Regions from separate parts of the Homo sapiens genome. Here region 2 is linked to region 1. A link is an interaction called in ENCODE POLR2A ChIA-PET data of the cell type or tissue named here. Cell type or tissue: PC-9. All regions are shown on one strand. Each heading gives the region's core, and the rest is flanking DNA. Links, peaks and the distances in the headings are about the cores only. Region 1 overlaps DMXL2 (Dmx like 2). Region 2 overlaps DMXL2 (Dmx like 2).

The links. ChIA-PET counts read pairs that join two places held together with the same protein. Peaks named below come from ENCODE experiments on the same cell type or tissue, not always from the same donor. Only the 100,000 strongest peaks of a DNase experiment are listed, where the experiment ranks them.
Region 2: POLR2A ChIA-PET joins it to region 1 with 6 read pairs; 2 of 35 experiments call an interaction of 5 or more read pairs at or near these places.

The regions. Positions count from the first base shown.
Region 1 is chr15:51,506,928-51,519,790 of GRCh38, forward strand. DMXL2 (Dmx like 2) reads right to left here. Exons shown (of 44, transcript NM_001378457.1): 14 at 10,151-10,240; 15 at 7,515-7,632; 16 at 207-326. Among named protein-coding and RNA genes, the nearest start is that of DMXL2, 110 kb to the right of the region's middle. In PC-9, for the core only: no CTCF peak of the experiment used is centred there; no DNase peak of the experiment used is centred there.
Region 2 is chr15:51,593,402-51,606,264 of GRCh38, forward strand. All of the region lies in intron 1 of DMXL2 (Dmx like 2), which reads right to left. Among named protein-coding and RNA genes, the nearest start is that of DMXL2, 23 kb to the right of the region's middle. RefSeq lists an enhancer at 10,151-10,445. In PC-9, for the core only: no CTCF peak of the experiment used is centred there; a DNase peak (open chromatin) is centred at 6,900; H3K27ac peaks cover 1,675 bases.

The DNA.
Region 1 (12,863 bases), core at 5,745-9,744:
CTAATGTGCCCTTAGGCTGGTTTTTAGAATTAACCAGTTTCATTAATGATTTATGACCTTGTAATTAAAAGTTTAGAAGAGACATAATTCAGCAACTCAATTTACAGTTTAATGGAACTTCATTTTACAGAATTAACCAAAGTAAAGCATATTCTATAAAATAAATTTGTTATGTATCATCTCTGTATAAAACTATAATTACTTACCTAAACATGCTTGTACAGATTTAAGATGAAGGTGCCACATATGCAGAATAGAGTTATTATTGCTGTCCTTCTCAATTACTACTAGAAAGAACTTTTCTGAAAATGGTGGTGGGCGGTATCCTATTATTCAAAGGAAAAGGATATTTAAATTAGTATGTTTTTATGGGGTTAAAAAAACACTTTTTAAAAGCTACCACCACCTCTTGATATGCATGGAAGTTGGGAAGAAAAGGCAAGAAAGACTTTAAGGAGGAGTTTTATATAATTTTTGTACCGAAAGTTAGATAGCTATCAAGGACTAATGAAATTACGTCAAAAGTACACAAAAGCTAACATGAAAGGATACCTACTAGTCAAAGAGGGGACATTTTGAGCATCAAAGAATAAAACTGAATACAATTTGTTAAAACGTATTTATCCTATTACAAACTATGAGTTCACACAAATACCAAAAAAGGGTACATAAAAAAGAAAGCAAAGGAAAGAAAGCAGCAGCAGAAGAATGGGAGGAGGATAGAAGGGAAGGAAGCGGGGTGCTGAGCACACAAAAGCTCAAGCCAGCCTCACAGGATGCCCCTGGAGTAACTGGGGCACTTACGCCTTATTTAGAAAACTGGCAATTAAAAAGAAATAATAAAATAAACATTCATCCTGCTTTTCTTGCATGAAAACAGCATTAAAAAAAAAAAAAACTTAAGTTGTGGGGGAAGGAGCAGTGGTAGGGTAAAGAAAAAATTTTGTAGAAATTTCATGCATTTTTTAAAAAAAGACATTACTTGTATATATAATTTTCCCTGCTGAAAATTAGATTCTTCATAACTGAAAATGAGATCTAATGCAGGATAATAAAAGCTTTCCTTAATCATTAAAACTCATAATGACAACATATTGGTAATGAGCGCTGCTAGAGTTAAAATTGTGGCCTCTAACCATTTTCATTAGAAGAAACAGTCTGGCACCGCATGTTCTCACTCATAAGTGGGAGTTGAACAATGAGAACACATAGACACAGGGAGGGGAACATAACACATCAGGGCCTGTTTGGGGGTAGGGGGCTAGGAAGGGGAAAGAATTAGGAGAAAGACCTAACATAGATGACAGGTTGATGGGTGCAGCAAACCACCATGGCACGTGTAAACCTATGTAACAAACCTGCATGTTCTGCACATCTATCGCAGAACTTAAAGTATAATAATAATTTTTAAAAAAGAAACAGTTTGGAAGGATGATTCCATTCTTGCAAAGGACAGCTACAAGATAAACCCAGGAAAATCTTGCTCCTGAAAGAAAGTAAACTATTACAATAATGAGGTTATGTCAAAAGGACACAGGACCTACTTCAAATGCTACTTACTAGCCTAATATAGCACTATGTAAGCATTTAAAAAATGACTGCAACTGACTGAAATATCCTACATACCTAAAAATCCATTGAGTTATATGAGTACTTCTCTGTATGTATATTATAGTTCATTAAAGAGTTTTCTTAAAATGAGTTCATATTGATACTTAAAAGACAAAGAAATCCAACAACAACAATAAATTCAACAGTAGCAGCTAGAGATAACCAGCGCGCAGACTCCTCATTCTGAAACTGTCAATTAAATGGAAATAACTAAGCACTTAACCTTTCCAAAAAGAACTGTTTTTCAAAGTAATCCAATAGCCCTAGTTGATAAAGAAATGCTTTTCTTTACAGATGCTTTCCAGCTAATAAATAAATGAGAACTGATAAAATTGGAAAATCATAATTTTTCAATCCCTAATGAAATAACTGGTTTAAGATCAATAATATTCAATGGAAGAAGCCATGAGATAAAGACTGCTGTCAAACTATAATGACACCACCACCAACTGAATCTTCCGAATCTTAATATGACTAAAAGTGAGATATCCAAATTTTTTTTTCTGGTATGATACATATGAAGTACATGGCATCACCCAGAATGTTGAACCCAGATCTAATCAAGTCTGTAGAGCTAACTTCCACTGTACAGGCAATACAGTAGACAAGAAAAAGTTTAAACAACATCACAAGTAAGTAGTCAGAGAAACTTCTTTAAAAAAAAAAACTTGCTCTAGAACTGAAGGAGACAGAGATACAAAAAACCCTTCCAAAAATCAGTGAATCCAGGAGCTGGTTTTTTGAAAAGATTAACAAAATAGATAGACTACTTGCCAAACTAATAAAGAAAAAAAGAAAAGAATCAAACAGACACAATAAAAAATGATAAAGGGGCTATCATCACTGATCCCACAGAAATAAACACTACCATCAGAGAATACTATAAACACCTCTACACAAATAAACTAGAAAATCTAGAAGAAATGGATAAATTCCTGGACACATACACCCTCCAAAGACTAAACCAGGAAAAAGTCAAATCCCTGAATAGACCAATAACAAGTTCTGAAATTGAGGCAGTAATTAATATCCTATCAACCAAAAAAGCCCAGGACCAGACAGATTCACAGCCAAATTCTACCAGAGGTACAAAGAGGAGCTGGTACCATTCCTTCTGAAACTATTCCAATCAATAGAAAAAGAGGGACTCCTCCCTAACTCATTTTATGAGGCCAGCATCATCCTGATACCAAAACGTGGCAGAGACACAACAAAAAAAGAAAATTTCAGGCCAATATCCCTGATGAACATCAATGCGAAAAACCTCAATAAAATACTGGCAAACCGAATCCAGCAGCACATCAAAAAGCTTATCCACCACGATCAAGTCGGCTTCATCCCTGGGATGAGAGGCTGGTTCAACGTACACAAATCAATAAATGTACTCCATCACGTAAACAGAACCAATGACAAAAACCACATGATTATCTCAATAGATACAGAAAAGGCCTTTGATAAAATTCAACAGCCCCTCATGCTAAAAACTCTCAATAAACTACGTATTAATGAAACTTATCTCAAGATAATAAGAGCTATTTATGACAAACCCACAGCCAATATCATGCTGAATGGGCAAAAGCTGGAAGTATTCCCTTTGAAAAGCAGCACAAGACAAGGATGCCCTCTCTCACCACTCCTATTCAACATGGTACTGAAAGTTCTGGCCAGGGCAATCAGGCAAGAGAAAGCAATAAAGGGTATTCAAATAGGAAGAGAGGAAGTCAAATTGTCTCTCTTTGCAGATGACATGACTGTATATTTAGAAAACCCAATCGTCTCAGCCCAAAATCTCCTTAAGCTAATAAGCAACTTCAGCAAAGTCTCAGGATACAAAATCAATGTGCAACAATCACAAGCATTCCTATACACCAATAACAGACAGAGAGCCAAATCATGAGTGAACTCCCATTCACAATTGCTACAATGAGAATAAAATACCTAGGAATACAACTTACAAGACCCTCTTCAAGGAGAACTGCAAACCACTGCTCAAGGAAATGAGAGGACATAAACAAATGGAAAAACATTCCATGCTCATGGACAGGAAAAAATCAATATTGTGAAAATCGCCATACTGCCCAAAGTAATTTATAGATTCAATGCTATCCCCATCAAGCTACCATTGACTTTCCTCACAGAATTAGAAAAAAACACTTTAAATTTCATATGGAACCAAAAAAGAGCCCTCGTAGCCAAGACAAACCTAAGCAAAAAGAATAAAGCTTGAGGCATCACGCTACCTGACTTCAAACTATACTACAAGGCTACAGTAACAAAAACAGCATGGTACTGGTACCAAAACAGATACATAGAACAATGGAACAGAACAGAGTCCTCAGAAATAACACCACACACCTACAACCATCTGATCTTTGACAAACCTGACAAAAACAAGCAATGGGGAAAGGATTCCCTATTTAACAAATGGTGCTAGGAAAATTGGCTTGCCACATGCAGAAAACTGAAACTGGACCCCTTTCTTACACTTCATACAAAAATTAACTCAAGAGGGACTGAAGACTGAAACGTAAGACCTAAAATCATAAAAACCCTAGAAGAAAACCTAGGCAATACCATTCAGGACGCAGGCATGGGCAAAGCCTTCATGACTAAAACACCAAAAACAATGGCAACGAAAGCCAAAATTGACAAGTGGGTTCTAATTAAACTAAAGAGCTTCTGCACAGCAAAAGAAACTATCACCAGAATAAACAGGCAACCTACAGAATGGGAGAAAATTTTTGCAATCTATCCATCTGACAAAGGGCTAATATCCAGAATCTATAAGGAACTTAAACAAATTTACAAGAAAAAAATAACCCCATCAAAAAGTGGGCAAAGGATATGAACAGACACTTCTCAAAAGAACACATTTATGTGGCCAACAAACATATGAAAAAATGCTCATCATCACTGGTCATTAGAGAAACGCAAATCAAAACCACAATGAGATACCATCTCATGCCAGTTAGGATGGCAATCATTAAAAAGTCAAGAAACAACAGATGCTGGAGAGGATGTGGAGAAACAGGAAGGCTTTTACACTGTTGGTGGGAGTATAAATTAGTTCAACCATTGTGGAAGACAGTGTGGCAATTCCTGAAGGATCTAGAACCAGAAATACCATTTGACCCAGCAATCCCATTACTGGGTATATACCCAAAGGATTATAAATCATTCTACCATAAAGACACATGCACATGTATGTTTATCGCGGCACTGTTCACAATAGCAAAGACTTGGAACCAACCCAAATGCCCATCAATGATAGACTGGATAAAGAAAATGTAGCACATATACACCATGGAATACTATGCAGCCATAAAAAAGGATGAGTTCATGTCCTTTGCAGGGACATGGATGAAGCTGGAAACCATCATTTTCAGCAAACTAACACAGGAACAGAAAAACCAAACACTGCATGTTCTCACTCATAAGTGGGAGTTGAACAATGAGAACACACAGACACAGGGAAGGGAACATCACACACCAGGGCCTGTTGGGGGGTGGGGGGCTAAGAGAGGGATAGCATTAGGAGAAATACCTAATGTAGATGATGGGTTGATAGGTGCAGCAAACCACCATGGCACATGTATACGTATGTAACAAACCTGCATGTTCTGCACATGTATTCCAGAAATTAAAGTATAATAAAAAATAATAATAAAAATAAACTTGCTCTAAAACAAGTCAGTGGCATAATGAGGGTGTATATAAGGTATCACTTTAGATTAAAATACTCTTTAAATAGACAATGAAAACACAATATGTAAACTTTGTTTGGATATAGATTCAAACAAAAACACATAAACAAACAAAAAGCTCAACATTTTTTAGACAACTGGAAGAAATATGGAGTAGTTATTGCACGATTCTGAGGAATTTTATTATCAATTTGATAACAGCAAATATGTAAGGAAGTTATTTTTAGAAACGCATATGGAAGTGAAACAACACTGTAGGTGGATTTGCTTTAAAATATTTCAGGGGGGCCAGGCGTAGTGGCTCACGCCTGTAATCCCAGCACTTTGGGAGTCAAGGTGAGCTGATCACTTGAGGTCAGGAGTTCAAGACCAACCTGGCCAATGGGGTAAAACTCTGACTCTAGTAATAATACAAAAAAATTAGCCAGGTGGGCTTACAGCCGAGTAGCTGTAATCCCAGCTACTCGGGAGGCTGAGGCAGGAGAATTGCTTGAACCTGGGAGGTGGAGGTTACAGTAAGCTGAGATGACGCCACTGCACTCCAGCCTGGGCAGCAAAGCAAACTCTGTCTCGGAAAAAAAAAAAAAAAATTCGGGGGGAAAAGGAAAAGAAAAATTGTGTAGACAAAGCAAGTGTGATAAAATCTTTAACCTACATTATGGGAATATGGAGGTTCATTTAATTATGCACTATAATTTTGTCTATTTTTGGCATTTTTCTTAACTAAAAGGGTAATTAACTTTAAATTAAAACTTAGTACAAAATAAAGCAGAGGCAGAGAAGAGGAGAAACCTACACAAGTCCTTTAAGAACACAGCTATAAAATCAGGAAGAAAGAGAAATTTCACACAAAAACTAAAGGAAAACCAAGAAAGCACTGAGGAAATCTTTTGGCCTGATTTAGCAGTGGCATAACAAATATCAAAAGCGAGAAATAAAGAAAATTTTTAATGCAAGTCAATTAAAATATTATAAAGAAAAGTACCAACTTTATATAAGCATTGAATTCTGGTAAGCTGGCATATCTTTCCTGTTAGAAATAATGTGATAAATGGCAGCTACATTTGTTGGAAACCATATTAAAAAGATTAACCCAGGCAAAGGTAAGATACTACAGAAAAGTAAATTTTAAATTGGTAAAGCAGTACTGCTGTTATAATGATAGTGAAATAAAACTTAACATAATTGAATAACACAAATAAGAAAAGTTTTGTGTATGAAGAAAGATATACGAAAGAAAAACAAGTTACTAGTCTGACGAGTGAAAAGATGTTTGAGCTAAGCTTCTTAGAATACAGGACCTCAATCTGATTTTCACTAAAGCGAAGGAAATTGTCTGCACAAATTACATAGAAACAGTTTCCTTAGATGCTATACATAATTTCGTGATGAAGACTACACTAAGAAAATTAAATATGTCCATCTGGATATTCACAATTTGTAACCACATGAGATTAATTATCTGAAAACCCTTTGTAAACTAAATATTCGCCATAGACACTTAATTCTTAAAGACATGGCTTTTCAAATAGAACATGTTGGTTTTATAATTATGAAGTTATATATATACACACAATTTTATTTGCCAATTTAAAAAACTTAAATAAAAGTTTAACGTCTGAAGGGAACATTTTAAGCTAAGTTATAAAGTTTAAACTAAACGTCATATTGTTTGTTTTTGAAAGGGTTAAACTACTTACTTTCACAAAAAGGAAAAAATACCACACTTCAAAGGGGAAAACTGTGAGATGGTACCTTGCATTCACTATTTCCATGAGGTTTCTAGTGTCCCACACAACATGATACCTTATATCTTATATTCATCATTGGTCTGAAGCAATTTACTGGTAATTTTTTAAAACCTGTAATAAAATTAACTGTTTTCCTTAAGATACCAAATGGAACTACCAATCAAAATAATTTAATTATAGAGTTGAAGAAACTTACTTTTTAAAACAAATTAAGGTTCACAGATACCATTTCTTAGTAAAAGTTGATGTCACCAATGAATTGTCTTGCAAAAAGTAATTTTCACCCACAGCCCTCTTCATCTACAAGCAAGCAATTTTGACAGAACTAACTGGTGAATCTGTCAAAAATTATGAGAGTGGTAACTTTTGAAGATCCATACTCAGTGAAAACTTAGAGATCATTTTTTAGCATGAAGGTAAACAAATGCAGACTATTTTTTTAAAGTACCTTGTGATGGCTGAAAAAATATTTCTGTTTCCTTTTTCTCCATATCTTCCTTATGTGGTTTATATCCTATAATGAAGTCTTCTTGAAACACATGAAGCAACTGTGTATTTGAGCCACACTACAAATACAAAAAAAAATGAAGAGGTTTTATCTTTGAAATTCCCTGTCTCCCATCTCCCATCTGTCACCTCCCCAATGCTAATGCAGAAGAAATATATCTAACAATTTCTATTCTTTACCACTACTAATTAGAAAGAAAAAAGCAACAGAAGAGAATCATTAAAACTATCCTGGTCAGAGAAAAATTACTTTCAAAAATGTCACAGCCAATAGCAGAATAGAAGAGCTCTAGTACAAACAAATCAACAGGTTTGCTTCTCAGGAAAAAAAAAAAAAAAAAGATGCTAAAAAACCCAAATTCCAAATTTAAAGAACAGTTAAGCAACCTTCACCACTTTGAGCCTGAAAGCATCAGATTCACAACTGACTAGGGAGGGCTGCACTATGTAAGACACACTAGACTACTACACAACTTGTAATTTTTTCAATTCCACTGGAGAACCAAAAAACAAAACAAAACCCAGAAAGCTCCTCGAAGTATCCCAATAGCTCTGTCTAGTGGGAATTATGAGGGATCCTATAACAGCCAGCAGGATGATACATCTCTAGAGAACTAAACTTACACATAAGTAACTAGAACCCCTCGAAGGATGGATGAAACATCACTGTCAACTGCTATGCTCCATGACCATGTTTTAAGACTATCACGAATGGCTACTTAGAACCTTAACAGGAACTGAAGTTCAAGGAAAGGCTAGATCCAAACAAAAGCTTATTTTGGAAGTGTATTAAGACAATCAATCAGATGGCTCCCCCAGAGATTTCAAGAAAAGGAAGCAGCTATGATTATCTTGGCATTGGATGAGGAGTCTATAATCTTATAGAATAAAGGAAAACCTGCCTCTTTACATAATAGAAAGAAATAAAAGGATTATAATATTAGGTTGGGCCATACAATTTTATGAAAGTTATAGGGTATTTTGTGTTTCTCTAGGTAGAAACATTAAAAATCTCTTCACATTCATTGTCTAGGAGGTCATTTCCCCAAGGGACAAACAATAGATGAAAGTAAAGAGAAGGGTGATGTCTTCACAGATATAGAAATCATACAACACATTGGGAACAAACCTAGAAAGAATTTTAAACTTTGTCATTCATTATTGCTTACAGTTTACCAGCCCCTGTGTTAAAAATAGGCACAAGGAGCAGGGGAAAAAGTGTTGAGCAAATATGAAGTAAAAAAACTGCTTTGTGAGAGCAGACTGTGTTAATATCCCATGGTAATGAGTGCAAAGGAGGCTAAAGTAGGGGATGAATTTAACATCCAATCCATTAAAAATTAAGTTATCTATAGGAAGGAAGCCAACCCACTCTTCTACATTCCTATTGAGTAGAAAAAAGAAATCACAGGCTGAATCTGAAGAAAGGTGGGGCACTGGGGATTAAAAAGTTAAGCATTTCCCAGGAGGTATTAGCAATATGGGTCTGGCAGCCCCAGTTCTGCTATCAAGAGATGATGTATTTTATCTATATTAGCAGAAATGAGTACATTTTCCCCAATAGAAAGTGCAAGACACTAAAGAAAATTTATGATGTAACTCTATACTTGCTTTCAACTATAGTTGGCTCTTTCTTCATTTCCTTGTTTAAAACTATTGGTAGCTTCTTTACCAAACTAATCCTTTTCACATTTGGAATAAATGTTAGTTCTATCCCTTAGACCATAAACATAGTCCTAAAGAAACAAATATCCTGAGGGCTAAAATGGGTTTTACATCTCCCTCTAGGGAGAAGGGTTCTCCTTCTTTCCTAGGTAGTAGCTGGGGAGGAATACTACACAAAGGACCTGTGATTAAAAAGTATATGTCCACTTGAATCTGACTTTCATCTGCATTTTAAAGGACCTCACAAAAGTACCCAACATGGGGCCTAACAAGGCAAACACTCTGAAACTGAGGTTACCCTCTATTGAGTTGAAAAGAGTAATAATATAAAATGAGAAACCACAACCCGACCCTTCTATGCAGCTGCACTGTATTTTCTCTCAGCATTTCAAGATCAAGGTCATGGTTTCTCTAAATGAATCAAATTTCCTTTGCTACAAATACAATTCAACTGGAGAAGAATAATTCCTTTTTTAAAAAATTTTACTTAAATAGCTTTTGGGGTACAAGTGGTTTTTTTGTTACATGGATGAACTAGTAGTGAATTCTGAGATTTTAGTGCACCCATCACCCAAGTAGTGTACACTGTACCTAACATGTGGTTTTTCAAATCTCTAGTTCCATTTCCACCCTCCCTCTTCTGAGTCTCTAAAGTCCATTATATTGCTCTGCATGCCTTTGCATACTCATAGCTTAGCGCCCACTTATAAATGAGAACATACAGTTCTTGGTTTCCCAAGGAGAAAAATAATCCCTAAATCATTAGTAGATTTTCACTATGGGAATCAACATAAGTTGTCTGCATTTAATAACAAACAAGAAAATTATTCTGAGAATGACATATATCATATACATATAAAACACCATGGGATAAAGTATACGAATATCACCAATTCACAAGCATGTTTTTACTTGGTTGGTTATTGCGTCGAGTTCAATAATGCAGCCAGGTCGAGCAGTAGACTGTTGGCTCACAATATTAAACACTTCTCCAATAAGTTTCTGTAAATAAAAAACACAAAATGTTAATGGCCAACAAATTATAATCTAATGTCAATATGATACAGCATCTTGGACATTTAAGGCCCCCTCTAAATATTCACTGATTGGCAATGGAATGTAATACATTCAAAGAAATACTTCAACTTTCCATACTCATTCTCATGTTAAGTCTAAAGTTAAGCAGAGAGAAAACTATAATGTTTACAAAAATAGCATATAACTTCAAGGTATCATATCTTCTTCATTTTTGCAACCTTAAAGCCCAAGACAGACATGGCTGAAGATCTGGCCCAATGCCTGAGTGGTCTGCAGATGTGCAATGCCATTTAAAAGTACAACCCTGCCAGACCGAAGGTAAGGGCAAGGGTTGAGAAGAAGTGGGACTCTTGTGCCTTGGGATAAGGATGTATGAACAAACAAATGAAGCCTAACTTTGGAACCCCAAAATCCCAAAACTTTCTGCTAAAAAGAACAGTCCTCCTCACCCATGTTCCAACCAGCTTTCTCTTGCATAAAAACCTTTCAGTAACTTCATCTGAAACGGTTGCCTCAGAAAGAAATGCCCATTCTCCTCAGCACCCACCTTTACCACTTTTCACTACCTCAAAAAGGCCAATAAGAGGGGTTAGAGGCTAGCTTCGCCTAGAGATATAAGTACAAGGTAGGGAGATATAAGTACAAGCATATACACTGGAGTTGTAGAAACTTTCTTATTTGTATCAGTAGGATTCCAGAGAGCATGTAAGAAAATTGATTCTAGGGTTATTAGATCAAAAGAAAAAAATATGTAGTTAGGTAGGGCTGAATTTACTGATATGGGTATGTTCACCCAAGATTCATGATTTAAAGTGTTAGCTCAGACATTTAGAAATGGTGTTAACAGGGCCAGGGTGGTGGCTCACACCTGTAATTCCAGCACTTTGACAGGCCAAGGCAGGTGGATCTCCTGAGGTTAGGAGTTAAGAGACCAGCCTGGCCAACATGGTGAAACCCCGTCTCTACTAAAAATATAAAAATTAGTGGGGAGTGATGGAGGGTGCCTGTAATCTCAGCTATTCAGGAGGCTGAGGCAGGAAAATCACCTGAACCTGGGAGGCGGAGGTTGCAGTGAGCCGAGATTGCACCACTGCACTCCAGCCTGGGTGACAGGGCGAGACTCCGTCCAAAAAGGAAAAAAAAAGAAATGGTGTTAACAGTCTGCTGGGTTTGTTCATTGAAATCTGGACTCAACTGTGGCCTATAGTTGGTGAGGTGAAAACAGTGAAATTTTTGTAGCACACAACAAAGCTTTGCTACTCAAAGTGTAGTCAATGGACCAGCAGTGATGGGAAGCTTTTTATGAATGCATACTTACTCCCTGAAACTAAGACATCTGTATTTTAATGAGACTTCCATAGGATTCATGCGTATATTAAAGTTTAAGAAGGACTGCTGTAGATCACTGGTTCTCAATCTTGGCTGCACACTGAATCACCTGGAGAGCTTTAACAATCAATGATGCTTAGGTCCCACCCACAGAGATTGAGGTGCTTCCAATGTGCAGCCAAGGTTGAGATCCCCTCACAAGAATAGTTATGTATTCCAGCTAAGGATTTGCTTTCCCTGCCCACAACTCTCTGCCAGCACTATAATTAACAGACTTTCTGAACACTACACTACAGAATTCCAGAATTCTACAGAATCTCACTCAACATCACCTCCAACCAAGGAACTCATTTTATAGTGGAAGATACTACTGGAAATTAGAATGAAGTAAAGCATTCGCCCAGGGTGCAAAATTTAAAAGAGTGCTCAAAAATTCAATAATCAAGAAAAATAATATTTTAATGCAATATTTTAAAATCAAAATTAATGTAAACAATCCATAATGAGCAAAATATCAAACATTTAAATATAGAACCCAAGAGTATCTTAATGAGCCACACTGATACCATTAATGTGCATCAAAACTGCACATATGTGTTTTGATGTATATTTTTTTTTAATGGTTAACATTCTTCTTTTCTTTTTTCAGGGTCTTGCTCTATTGGCCTCCAACTCCTGGGCTCAAGTGGTCCTCCTATCTCAGCCTCCCAAGTAACTAGGATTACAGGTGCATGCAACCATGCCTGACAAATTTTTTAATTTTTTTGTAGAGACAGGGTCTCACTATGTTGCTCAGGCTAGTCTCAAACTCTTGGCCTCAAGCAATCCTCCCACCTCAGCCTCCCAAAGCACTGGGATTACAGGCATAAACCACCACACCTGGCTGTAGTTAACATTTTTCCAGAACATCAAAGTAGTTAAAAAATGCTAAAAAATTGAAAAGTAGGTGCATTAAAACTCACATATTACTTTAAGTTTAAATTTATTTATACCAGAAATTGGACTAATTATAGTTTTATTTTTCTGGCTTTAATGGAAACAAACACATTAATAATATTTTCAAAATCTCCTTCTTTGCTTCTCTGGTTTTGACAAAGTCTCTTGTTTTTTTTTTTTTTTTTTTTTTTGAGATGGAGTTTCACTCTTGCTGCCCAGGCTGAAATGCAATGGCATGGTCTTGGCTCATTGCAACCTGCGCCTCCCGAGTTCAAGTGATTCTCCTGTCTTAGCCTCCCGAGTAGCTGGGACTACAGGTGCA
Region 2 (12,863 bases), core at 4,429-8,428, 85 kb after region 1:
CAGATTCATAAAGCAAGTCTTTAGAGACCTAGAAAGAGACTTAGACTCCCACACAATAATAATGGGAGACTTTAACACCCCACTGTCAACATTAGACAGATCAACGAGACAGAAGGTTAACAAGGATATCCAGGAATTCAACTCAGCTCTGCACCAAGCAGACCTAATAGACATCTACAGAACTCTCCACCCCAAATCAACAGAATATACATTCTTCTCAGCACAACACCGCACTTATTCCAAAATTGACCACATAGTTGGAAGTAAAGCACTCCTCAGCAAATGGAAAAGAACAGAAATTATAACAAACTGTCTCTCAGACCACAGTGCAATCAAACTAGAACTCAGGATTAAGAAACTCACTCAAAACCGCTCAACTACATGGAAACTCAACAACCTGCTCCTGAATGACTACTGGGTAAATAACGAAATGAAGGCAGAAATAAAGATGTTCTTTGAAACCAATGAGAACAAAGACATGACATACCAGAATCTCTGGGACACATTCAAAGCAGTGTGTAGAGGGAAATTTATAGCACTAAATGCCCACAAGAGAAAGCAGGAAAGATCTAAAACTGACACCCTAACATCACAATTAAAAGAACTAGAGAAGCAAGAGCAAACACAGTCAAAAGCTAGCAGAAGGCAAGAAATAACTAAGATCAGAGCAGAACTGAAGGAAATAGAGACACAAAAAACCCTTCAAAAAAATCAATGAATCCAGAAGCTGGTTTTTTGAAAAGATCAACAAAATTGATAGACCACTAGCAAGACTAATAAAGAAGAAAAGAGAAGAATCAAATAGATGCAACAAAAAATGATAAAGGGGATATCACCACTGATCCCACAGAAATACAAACTACCATCAGAGAATACTATAAACACCTCTACACAAATAAACTAGAAAATCTAGAAGAAATGGATAAATTCCTCGACACATACACCCTCCAAAGACTAAACCAGGAAGAAGTTGAATCTCTGAACAGACCAATAACAGGCTCTGAAATTGAGGCAATAATTAATAGCTTACCAACCAAAAAAATCCAGGACCAGATGGATTCACAGCCAAATTCTACCAGAGGTACAAGGAGGAGCTGGTACCATTCCTCCTGAAACTATTCCAATCAAAAGAAAAAGAGGGAATCCTCCCTAACTCATTTTATGAGGCCAGCATCATCCTGATACCAAAGCCTGGCAGAGACACAACAAAAAAAGAGAATTTTAGACCAATATCCCTGATGAACATTGATGCAAAAATCCTCAATAAAATACTGGCAAACCAAATCCAGCAGCACATCAAGAAGCTTATCCACCATGATCAAGTGGGCTTCATCCCTGGGATGCAAGGCTGGTTCAACATACGCAAATCAATAAATGTAATCCAGCATATAAACAGAACCAAAGACAAAAACCGTATGATTATCTCAAGAGACGCAGAAAAGGCCTTTGACAAAATTCAACAACCTTCATGCTAAAAACTCTCAATAAATTAGGTATTGATGGGTTGTATGTCAAAATAATAAGAGCTATCTATGACGGTCTGTCATATCACAGCCAATATCATAGTGAATGGGCAAAAACTGGAAGCATTCCCTTTGAAAACTGGCACAAGACAGGGATGTCCTCTCTCACCACTCCTATTCAATATAGTGTTGGAAGTTCTGGCCAGGGCAATCAGGCAGGAGAAGGAAATAAAGGGTATTCAATTAGGAAAAGAGGAAGTCAAATTGTCCCTGTTTGCAGATGACATGATTGTATATCCAGAAAACCCCATCATCTCAGCCCAAAATCTCCTTAAGCTGATAGGCAACTTCAGCAAAGTCTCAGGATACAAAATCAATGTGCAAAAATCACAAGCATTCTTATATACCAATAACAGACAAACAGAGAGCCAAATCATGAGTGAACTCCCACTCACAATTGCTTCAAAGAGAATAAAATATCTAGGAATTCATCTTACAAAGGACATGAAGGACCTCTTCAAGGAGAACTACAAACCACTGCTCAATGAAATAAAAGAGGATACAAATAAATGGAAGAACATTCCATGTTCATGGGTAGGAAGAATCAATATCGTGAAAATGGCCATACTGCCCAAGGTAATTTATAGATTCAATGCCATCCATCAAGCTACCAATGACTTTCTTCACAGAATTGGAAAAAACTACTTTAAAGTTCATATGGAACCAAAACAGAGCCTGCATTGCCAAGTCAATCCTAAGCCAAAAGAACAAAGCTGGAGGCATCACGCCACCTGACTTCAAACTATACTACAAGGCTACAGTAACCAAAACAGTATGGTACTGGTACCAAAACAGAGATATAGATCAATGGAACAGAACAGAGCCCTCAGAAATAATGCCACATATCTACAACCATCTGATCTTTGACAAACCTGACAAAAGCAAGAAACGGGGAAAGGATTTCTTATTTAATAAATGGTGCTGGGAAAACTGGCTAGCCATAGGTAGAAAGCTGAAACTGGATCCCTTCCTTACACCTTATACAAAAATTAATTCAAGATGGATTAAAGACTTAAATGTTAGACCTAAAACCATAAAAACCCTAGAAGAAAACCTAGGCAATAACATTCAGGACATAGGCATGGGCAAGGACTTCATGTCTAAAACACCAAAAGCAGTGGCAACAAAAGCCAAAATTGACAAAAGGGATCTAATTAAACTAAAGAGCTTCTGCACAGCAAAAGAAACTACCATCAGAGTGAACAGGCAACCTACAGAATGGGAGAAAATTTTCGCAAACTACTCATCTGACAAAGGGCTAATATCCAGAATCTACAATGAACTCAAACAAATCTACAAGAAAAAAACAAACAGCCCCATCAAAAAGTGGGCGAAGGATATGAACAGACACTTCTCAAAAGAAGACATTTATGCAGCCAAAAGACACATGAAAAAATGCTCATCATCACTGGTCATCAGAGAAATGCAGATCAAAACCACAATGAGATACCATCTCACACCAGTTAGAATGGCGATCATTAAAAAGTCAGGAAACAACAGGTGCTGGAGAGGATGTGGAGAAATAGGAACACTTTTACACTGCTGGTGGGACTGTAAACTAGTTCGACCATTGTGGAAGTCAGTGTGGCAATTCCTCAGGGATCTTGAACTAGAAATACCATTTGACCCAGCAATCCCATTACTGGGTATATACCCAAAGGATTATAAATCATGCTGCTATAAAGACACATGCACACATATGTTTACTGCGGCACTGTTCACAATAGCAAAGACTTGGAACCAACCCAAATGTCCAACAATGATAGACTGGATTAAGAAAATGTGGCACATATACACCATGGAATGCTATGCAGCCATAAAAAATGATGAGTTCATGTCCTTTGTAGGAACATGGATGAAGCTGGAAACCATCATTCTCAGCTAACTATCGCAAAGACAAAAAACCAAACACCGCATGTTCTCACTCATAGGTGGGAACTGAACAATAAGAACACATGGACACAGGAAGGGGAACATCACACACCGGGGCCTGTTGTGAGGTGGGAGGAGGGGGGTGGGATAGCATTAGGAGATATACCTAATGTTAAATGACAAGTTGATGGGTGCAGCACACCAACATGGCACATGTATACATATGTAACTAACCTGCACGTTGTGCACATGTACCCTAAAACTTAAAGTATAATAATAATAATAAAAAAGCAGACAAACATGCACCTACATAATCCCTCATAAAACCTCACAAAACCCACTAAGACAATGTTTTAAATTCAGAGGTGTACCTAAAACATCCTCCACAAAGAATAAATTAAAGTGAGTACATGTGTAACCACCACCCAAGAAGAGAAGAGTATTTCCAGCAACTCAAAAGATTATCTGTCCCTTCCAAATTACACTTCTCCGTCTCAAGCAAAAGTAGCCACTACCCTTTTTGGGAAATCACCCCCTTATTTTTCTTTGTAGTTTTTCAACCTCTGTATGCATGCCTAAACAATATGGTTTAGTTTTGCCTCCCCTCTGAACTTTATGTAAATGGAATCATACTGTATGCTTTTGTGTCTCTTTCTCTGAACATTAGGTCAGAAGTTTATCCTGGTGTATGTAACTGTGATTCACTCACTTTCATTTCTTATTAATATTCCCTGGTATGTACCACAATTTATCCACTCTAATGTTGATGGACATTTTGCCTATTACATACAATGCTGCTATGAACATTCTTGTAGGGAAATCTCGCATACGTGCATGCATTTCTCTAGAATATACACACAAAAGAGGAACTGATGGATCACAGGTTAGGCGTATCTTAAATTTTGGCATTAATGCTAAATTGTTTTCCAAAATAGTTGTACCAATTTATACTGTCACTAGCAGTGCATGAGAATTCCCATCACTGGACATCCTTGCCATCACCAGATACATGTGAGAGTAAGTAATTTTGTGCAAATCTGTTAGGTATATAATAGAATCTCCTGATTTCAATCTGTCTTTTTGTGATTATTAATGAGCTATGGCTCCTTTTCAAATATTTACCGGTCATTTAGATTTTCTCTTGTGACGCACCTGTTCAAATATTTCATCCGTTATTGTTATCATTTTCTTATTTGTAGATATTGTTATATTCTGGATACTAGTCCTTTGTCAAATATAGATGTTGCAATTCTTTTCTCCAACTCCACAACTTGCATTTCACTTTTAATGCTATCTTTGAGGAAGTTCCTAATTTTAAAGTAGTCCAATCTATCATTAATCTCCTTTTATGATACAGTACTTCCTTTACTTTTAGTTTTTTATTTTGACATAATTTCAGGCTTACAAAAAGTTGTAAATTTATACAGTTATACAAAGTTATAAAAAGTTCCTGTATACCACATTCCCCAAATGTTAATATTTTACATCTGCTTTACCCTTGTCTCTGTATACATACATATATTTTTTTCTGGACCATTTGAAAGTTGCAGGCATGATTCCTTTTTATTCCTTAATACTTTAATGTTTCCCCTTAAAAATGTCTTATATGACCACAGTACAATTATCAAGATCGGGCAATGGATACTGATAAAATACTATTATCTATAGAGCTTAGATTTCTTGAACTGCTGCAATAGTGTCCTTTATAGTAAAAGAAAATTCCAGATTAAGTGTTTAGCTATGTCTTTTTAGACTCCTTTAATCTGGAATAATTCTTCACTCTTTCTTTGTCTTTCATGGCATTAACACTTTTGAAGAACACAGATCAGTTATTTTATAGAATATCTTAAAATGCAGGTTTCTCTGATGTTTCCTCTCAATTAGATTTAGGTTATGGGTTTGGGGCAGGAATACCACAGAAATGTAGCAATGTTCTTATTGCATTTTATCAGGTGGCACTTCTGTTAATTTGCCCCATCTCTGATGATGTTTACTTTGGACAGCAAATGCAGATAGTATCTTCCAGGTTTCTCCTCTATGTTGTTTTTCCTTTATAATTAATAAGTATACTGTGGGAATATATTTTGAGATTATGTAAATATCCTGTTCCTTACTAAACTTTCATCCATTAGTTTTAGTACTACTATGATGGCTGCCAAATGGCAATTTTCTAATTCCATCGTTGCATCATTTGTCAGTTTCCCTCTGTAAAGAAGAGCGTTCCTTATTTGTGTACTTATTTATATCAGTAAAAATTCATGGATTTTTATCTTATTCAAAGGGTTATAATCCACTATCATTTATTTTCATACCCAGATTGTCCCAGATTTGGCCAGTGGAAGACCTTTAAGCTAGCTCCAGTGTCATTATGACATGCTATGACCATTCTTTGAGCAATTCCTTACTTTCTGGCACAAGAAATTCCAGATTCATCTCATTTTTCATGCTCCAGCCTAAAATCAGCTATTCCTCCAAGAAATAGTGGTTCCTTTTAGTGGACAAAGGTATTTAGAAACCAAGATCTAGATGCCAGTTGTGTTCACTGCTACAGGGGTATCACTGCTTCTAGGCCTCTCAGCTGACAGTTAGGAAAACAAATGTGTGTGTATGTTTATGTATGTATCTATAGACAGACACACACATATCTATTTTCAACTGTCCACTGAAAGGGCTTAGGATCAAAGACACACCAATACAAACATCCGTATCATATCTACATATCTCTATACCTATACATCACTGCTCTATGTCTGTTTAAATATACACAAATATATGCATGTATACATACACACATTATTCATATAAACATGTAATATATTCATATGTGTATAGACACATACACATCTATGAGGTCACACTAATGCCTCTAATGCAATTATATTGACAAGGTTCATTCTGGCCTTCCCACTTTCTCTTTTTTTGAGATGGAGTCTCGCTTTGTCACCCAGGCTGGAGTGCAGTGGTGCCATCTTGGCTCACTGCAACCTTCACCTCCCACGTTCAAGCGATTCTTCTGCCTCAGCCTCCCAAGTAGCTGGGATTACAGGCACGTGCCAACATGCCCAGCTAATTTTTTGTATTTTTAGTAGAGACAGGGTTTCACTGTGTTAGCCAGGATGGTCTCAATCTCCTGACCTCGTGATCTGCCCGCCTCAGCCTCCCAAAGTGCTGGGATTACAGGTGTGACCCATTGCACCCGGCTGCCTTCCCACTTTCTACACTTGTAACTCTCTTCTTCAATAATGAGAAACCTGGCTCACAATATCCAAAATATTTCTATCTGCAATTGTGGTTTATTTGTGTAGTGAATTCCTATAATTTTAGGTTGCCTTGGCATTCGTTTCAAGTATAAGTCTGACTTTCTCATTCAAGAATCAGGGCTCAGTCACCCTTGACACAGTTTTTAGTTCTCCATTTCCTCCCAGGTCCTCAATGTGGTCAATCAAGATACCTGCCTTTTACAACCACCTCCTGGTTATCACCTCCTTTTAGGAGAGCTAGGTAGAATCTACCTGACTCACCCTAATGACCCCAAACCCTGCACAGATATGCCTCAGTGACCACCTCTTAGTCACAGCATGACTCATGCCTGCTTGCTCCAACCTACAAATTAGAACTCCTCATAGGAAACTTGCTTGGTTAAGAACACCCTGGACCCCAGTAAAGGCTTTAGTTCCCTAGGTCCTTTCTCTTTCATCCCATCCACTGGTTGCACTTGCGTGTCCTAGGTGGCACCCCTCTTCCTGTTGACCTTGCAAGGTGTGCTACTTTCTCTTCTCTCTAAAATCTGAAATTAAAACTGCTTGTTATTTCATGCGTTTTGTTTTACCATCTCCTCTGTAGCTCACCTGACCAACACACCTGAACCTAATTCTCCGCTTGGTCAGGGTTCTCCTAGAGCGTGGCTGTCTTGGTCAAATAAACTGGACACGGATAGGACAAGAACCACAAGGGTATCTGCCAGTATAAGTTTCCTGTGAGAAGAACACCTGGCCATAGGTCTGACATTTAAGCATTAGGACATCTACCAAGATAAAAAACTATCTCATGAAAGACAGACTGTAAACATCCATGACCATCTCATATGGTCATATCCCAGCTCCACAATAATCCCTGGAGCCCCATCAGGACAGACATACAGTTAACAGCCACTCTCCAGAGAGTTTACAGACACTCTCAAGAAAGATCAAATTAGAGGAAAATAAAACAATTTGGCCAGGCATGGTGGCTTATGCCTGTAATCCCAGCACTTTGGGAGACCGAGGCGGGCGGATCACAAGGTCAGGATATTGAGACCACCCTGGCTAACGTGGTGAAACCCCATCTCTACTAAAAATACAAAAAATTAGCCGGGCGTGGTGGCAGGCGCCTGTAGTCCCAGCTACTCGGGAGGCTGAGGCAGGAGAATGGCGTGAACCTGGGAGGCGGAGCTTGCAGTGAGCCGAGATTGCACCACTGCATTCCAGCCTGGGTGACAAAGCAAGACTCCATCTCAAAAAAAAAAAAAAAAATTTGATGTTTTAAGAAATCTTTTGCAACCTCAAGGTTAGCAATACATTTTCCTCTACATGTATTCCTCTGAATTCTCCCTTCTAAAATATGTATTGTTCTGTCTTGCACATCTCTAATCTACTTGGAGTTAATTTTTATGTATGGGGTGAGATAGGGACCAAGTCTTCCTTCTTTCCTATGTAGATAACAAGATGTCCCAGCACCACTGATTGAAAAGATCAACCATCCTGTTACTCTACCATGCCAATTGTGATATAAATCAAACATCAACAAATGTGTGGGTCTCTTTCTGGTGCTGATTTTGGTGTATTTGTCCTCAGACTGCCATCTCACTATCTTAATGACTACAACTTTTATAAGTCTTGAGCTGGTAGAAGTCTTCTTTATTGCTCTTCAATATTGCCTTATCTATTCTTGGCACTATCTAGCTCCATAAAATTTTAGCATCATTCTATCAAATTCCACAAAATTCTCTTAAAATTTTGATTGGGAATGCATCAAAGATACATAAATAAGCTTGGAAATGGTTGATATTTTTACAGTAGTGAATCTTCCAGTCCATGAACATAGTATTTATCTCCTTTAAGTCTCTCAATAAAGTTTATTAATTTTGCTTATAGGAGTTTTACACATATATCATTAGATTTGTTGCTAGGTCCTTTTTGATGGTATGAAAAATGACATCATAGCTCCAGTTCCAAGTAAAATAAAGTAACCACAGTGATGTCTCTCCCACTTGATGCAGCCATAAAACATAAACAGAAAGCACAGAACAGCTATTTGAGGACTCTTAATAAGGTGAATTATAGCAGATAAATGCGGTAAGAAGAATGGAGTTTGAAGTTCACTATTCTAGCAGAGTTTCCCATTTTACTGAACTAAGTTAGGCCTGGACTGTCAGGCCTAAACCAAGCAGCAAAAACAGAGAGCTCCAGGAGAAGCCATTTACTTTTGGCTCAAGGAATGGGAAAGGAGACTCTTAATGTTCACAGAAAGGGAGGAAAAATTCTCCCTTTATCTTTTTTTTCCCTTTTCTCTATTTTCTGATATCACAGCCCCCAAATAATTCCACAGTTCTACTCTGAGGTGCCATGACCCCAAGAGAGTAGAGTGGATCCACGTTGCTCTTTTTCTTTCTCTACAGGTACTTTGGCACTGAATATAGACAGGTACAGTCACAGGAAGTGACTGGTTTTCCAGCCAGAAAACCAGAAAGTACCAGGAAAGTCACAGAAAGAGGAGTCTGGAAAGGCAACTCAACAAACTTGCTTGTAAACTCCCGGGCTCATCCCCAGGCTGTGCAAGCATAATCTTAAGCTTAAACAGCAGAGCAAAGACCTTGAGACCACTGCCCAGGTTCCATACTGGCCACTCAGTGGCACATCACAGGATAGAGTATATTCAGCTAGCACTGCAAAGGCTTTGAAAATGGAACTTACATGGAAACTACAATATACAGAAGGTTGGTCAAACCTTTCCATCTCAACCCAGCCAGCTCTAATTCCTGCTAAAACAAAAATATCAACATTCTCCATAGGATTTACAAAAGGCCCAGAGTCGCATAACGTAATATTTTTAAATGTCCAGGCATAATCCAAAATTACTCATATAAAGAACTAAGAAAATCTCAACTTGCAAGAGAAGAGACAACAAGACACAGATGTTGAAATCAACTGACAAAGATGTTAAAATGGCTAGTAGAAAAATGTTTAAAGAAGTGTGGGCACTCCCCAAATCAATAACATAGGTTTCCATCTTAATCAATTAGAAAAAGAAGAGTAAAACAATTCCAAATCACATAGAAGGCAGGAAACAATAAAAAAGCAGATATCAATGATATTAACAGAAAACCAAGAGTGAATATGAATGAAATCAAAAGAGCAATATAACATAAAAACTTCAGCAAGATAGGCAAAGAGAAAAGACACAAATTACCAATATCAAGAATAAAAGAGGGGTATCAGTACTAACCCTGCACACATTAAAAGTATAATAACGAAATGCCACAAACAACTCTATACGCAAACCTATAAAAATGAAACAGATGAAAAAGACCAATTCCTCTAAAACCAAAAACAGTAAAAACACACCCAAGCTGAAACATATTACTAGGATAGTCCTTTAACTATTAAATAAATTAAACGTATAGTTAAAACCCTTCTGAAAAAGAAAACTCCAGGCCCAGATTGTTTCACTTATAAATTCTACTAACATTTAAAAAAGAAATAACACCTATTCTACATAATCCTGAGAGAAAGTAGAAAAGGACAAAATACGGCCGGGCGCAGTGACTCACGCCTGTAATCCCAGCACTTTGGGAGGCCCAGGCAGGCAGATCACGAGGTCAGGAGATCGACACCATACTAGCTAACATGGCGAAACCCCATCTCTACTAAAAAACAAAAAAAAATTAGCCGGGCGTGGTGGCAGGCACCAGTAGTCCCAGCTAGTCACGAGGCTGAGGCAGGAGAATGGCGCGAACCCGGGAGGCGGAGCTTGCAGTGAGCTGAGATTGCACCACTGCACTCCAGCCTGGGTGACACAGTGAGACTCCGTCTGAAAAAAAAAAAGAAAAGGACAAAATACTTCCAAACTCATGAAGCTAGTATTACAATGATACCAAAACCAGACAAAAACAGTACAGGAGAAAAAACATAATAAAAAATATTCTTAATGAACACAGATGCAAACACACTCAATAAAATATTAGCAAATCAAATCCAGCCACAAATAAAAACAATAATATACCATAACGAAGTGGGGCTTATACTGGTACTACAAGACTGATTCAATTTTCAAAACTCAATCACGGCAATCCACACATTAATAATTTAAAGAAAAAATATATAACCATATTAATGCATACAGAAAAAGCACTTGACAATACTCAAGATTCCTTTATGATAATAACTTTCAGCAAACAAGGAATAAAAAAGAATCTTCTCAGCCTTATAAAGGGCATCTATAAAAAAAAAACCTAGTACTGCAATAAGGAAAAAAAAAAAAAGAACACATACATTGGAAAAGAAGAATTCAAACTGTCTAATTTGCAGCTAGTGTGGATATCTACACTGAAAATCCCAAGAGATTTACAAAAAAAAAAAAGAAGCCTAGTGCTAATAAGGTCACAGGATACAAAATCAGAATTTCTGTGCAGCCATGAACAACTGGAAACAATTGGAAAATAAAATGTTTAAAAAGATACCATTTTAACATAGGTCTGAAAAATTAAATACTTCTAACAAAACATGTATCAGATCTATATGCATAAACACTGATGAAAAATCAAAGAAGATCTAAATAAATATAGACATATGTTCATAATTGGAAGACTCAAAGATGTCACTTCTCCACAAATTGATCTACAGATTTAAAAGAAAGGCAATCAAGTTCATTCCCAGTAGGATTTTTTTTGTAGCTATGGACAAACTGATCCTAAAATTTAAATGGAAAGGTAAAGGAACTAGAATAACTAAAACAATTGTAAAAAAAGAGAATAAAGTTCAAAGAATCACACTACTCAATTATAAGACTTACCATAAAGTCAATAATCAAGACAGTGGTATTGTGGCAAAAGGATAGAGACATAGATCAGTGCAACAGAATACAGATTCCAGAAATAGACCCACAAAAATATAGCCAATTGATTTTTTACAAAGGTACAAAGGCAATTCAATGGAGAAAGGGCAGCTTTTCAACAAATGGTGTTGGAACAACTGGATGTTCATATATCAAAAAAAAAATCTAATCTGATATTTTACACAAAAATTAACTCAAAATGAATCATAGGATCTAAATTTAAAACACAAAAAGCTTCATGAAATATACAAAAAACATCTTAGCATGATACCAAAACTCGACAAAAACAGTACAACGGGGGAAAAAAACATATAAATATATGTATTTTTTTTAAACAGCGTCTCACTCTGTCACTCAGGCTAGAGTGCAGTAGCATCATCTCAGCTCACTGCCACCTCTACCTCTTGGGTTCAAGTGATTCTAGTGCCTCAACCTCCCAAGTGGCTGGGACTACAGGCGTGTGCCACCATGCCTGGCTAATTTTTGTATTTTTAGTAGAGACAGGGTTTCACCGTGTTGGCCAGGCTGGTCTCGAACTCCTGACTTCAAGTGATCTGCCTGCTTTGGCCTTCCAAACTGCTGGGATTATAGGTGTGAGCTACCCGGCCCAGCCCATACAGATTAATATTCTTTTTTTTTTTTTTTTTTTTTTTTTTTTTTTTTTTTTGAGACGGAGTCTCGCTCTGTCGCCCAGGCCGGACTGCGGACTGCAGTGGCGCAATCTCGGCTCACTGCAAGCTCCGCTTCCCGGGTTCACGCCATTCTCCCGCCTCAGCCTCCCCAGTAGCTGGGACTACAGGCGCCCGCCACCGCGCCCGGCTAATATTTTGTATTTTTAGTAGAGACGGGGTTTCACCTTGTTAGCCAGGATGGTCTCGATCTCCTGACCTCATGATCCACCCGCCTCGGCCTCCCAAAGTGCTGGGATTACAGGCGTGAGCCACCGCGCCCGGCCCCAGATTAATATTCTTAATGAACATAGATGTAAAAACACTCAAAGAGCTAAAAAAATAAAAAATACTGTGAGGAATTAGTGGGCCAAAATCTAAGAGAAAAGGAGAACATAAGGCTGTGCTCAGCACTGAATGCCAATTTGTCCTAACAGCATTTGCTAATCTAAAAGAGTGAGGGTAAAACTGAGCTGCATTTTGATGGTCTCTTGGATCTAGAGGAACAAAAATGAAAGTGCTCCATCTGACAAAAGATGGGACTCCAATAAACTACCCAACACTTTAAACTGAAATCTTGAAGATTAATCCACATAACATTAGAGACCTAGAATTAAACCAACACACTTATAGAGATTTTGTATGTGTGTGTGTGGGGGTGTGGATGTGAGATGGGAGTTTTGTTCTTGTCGCCCAGGCTGGAGTGCAG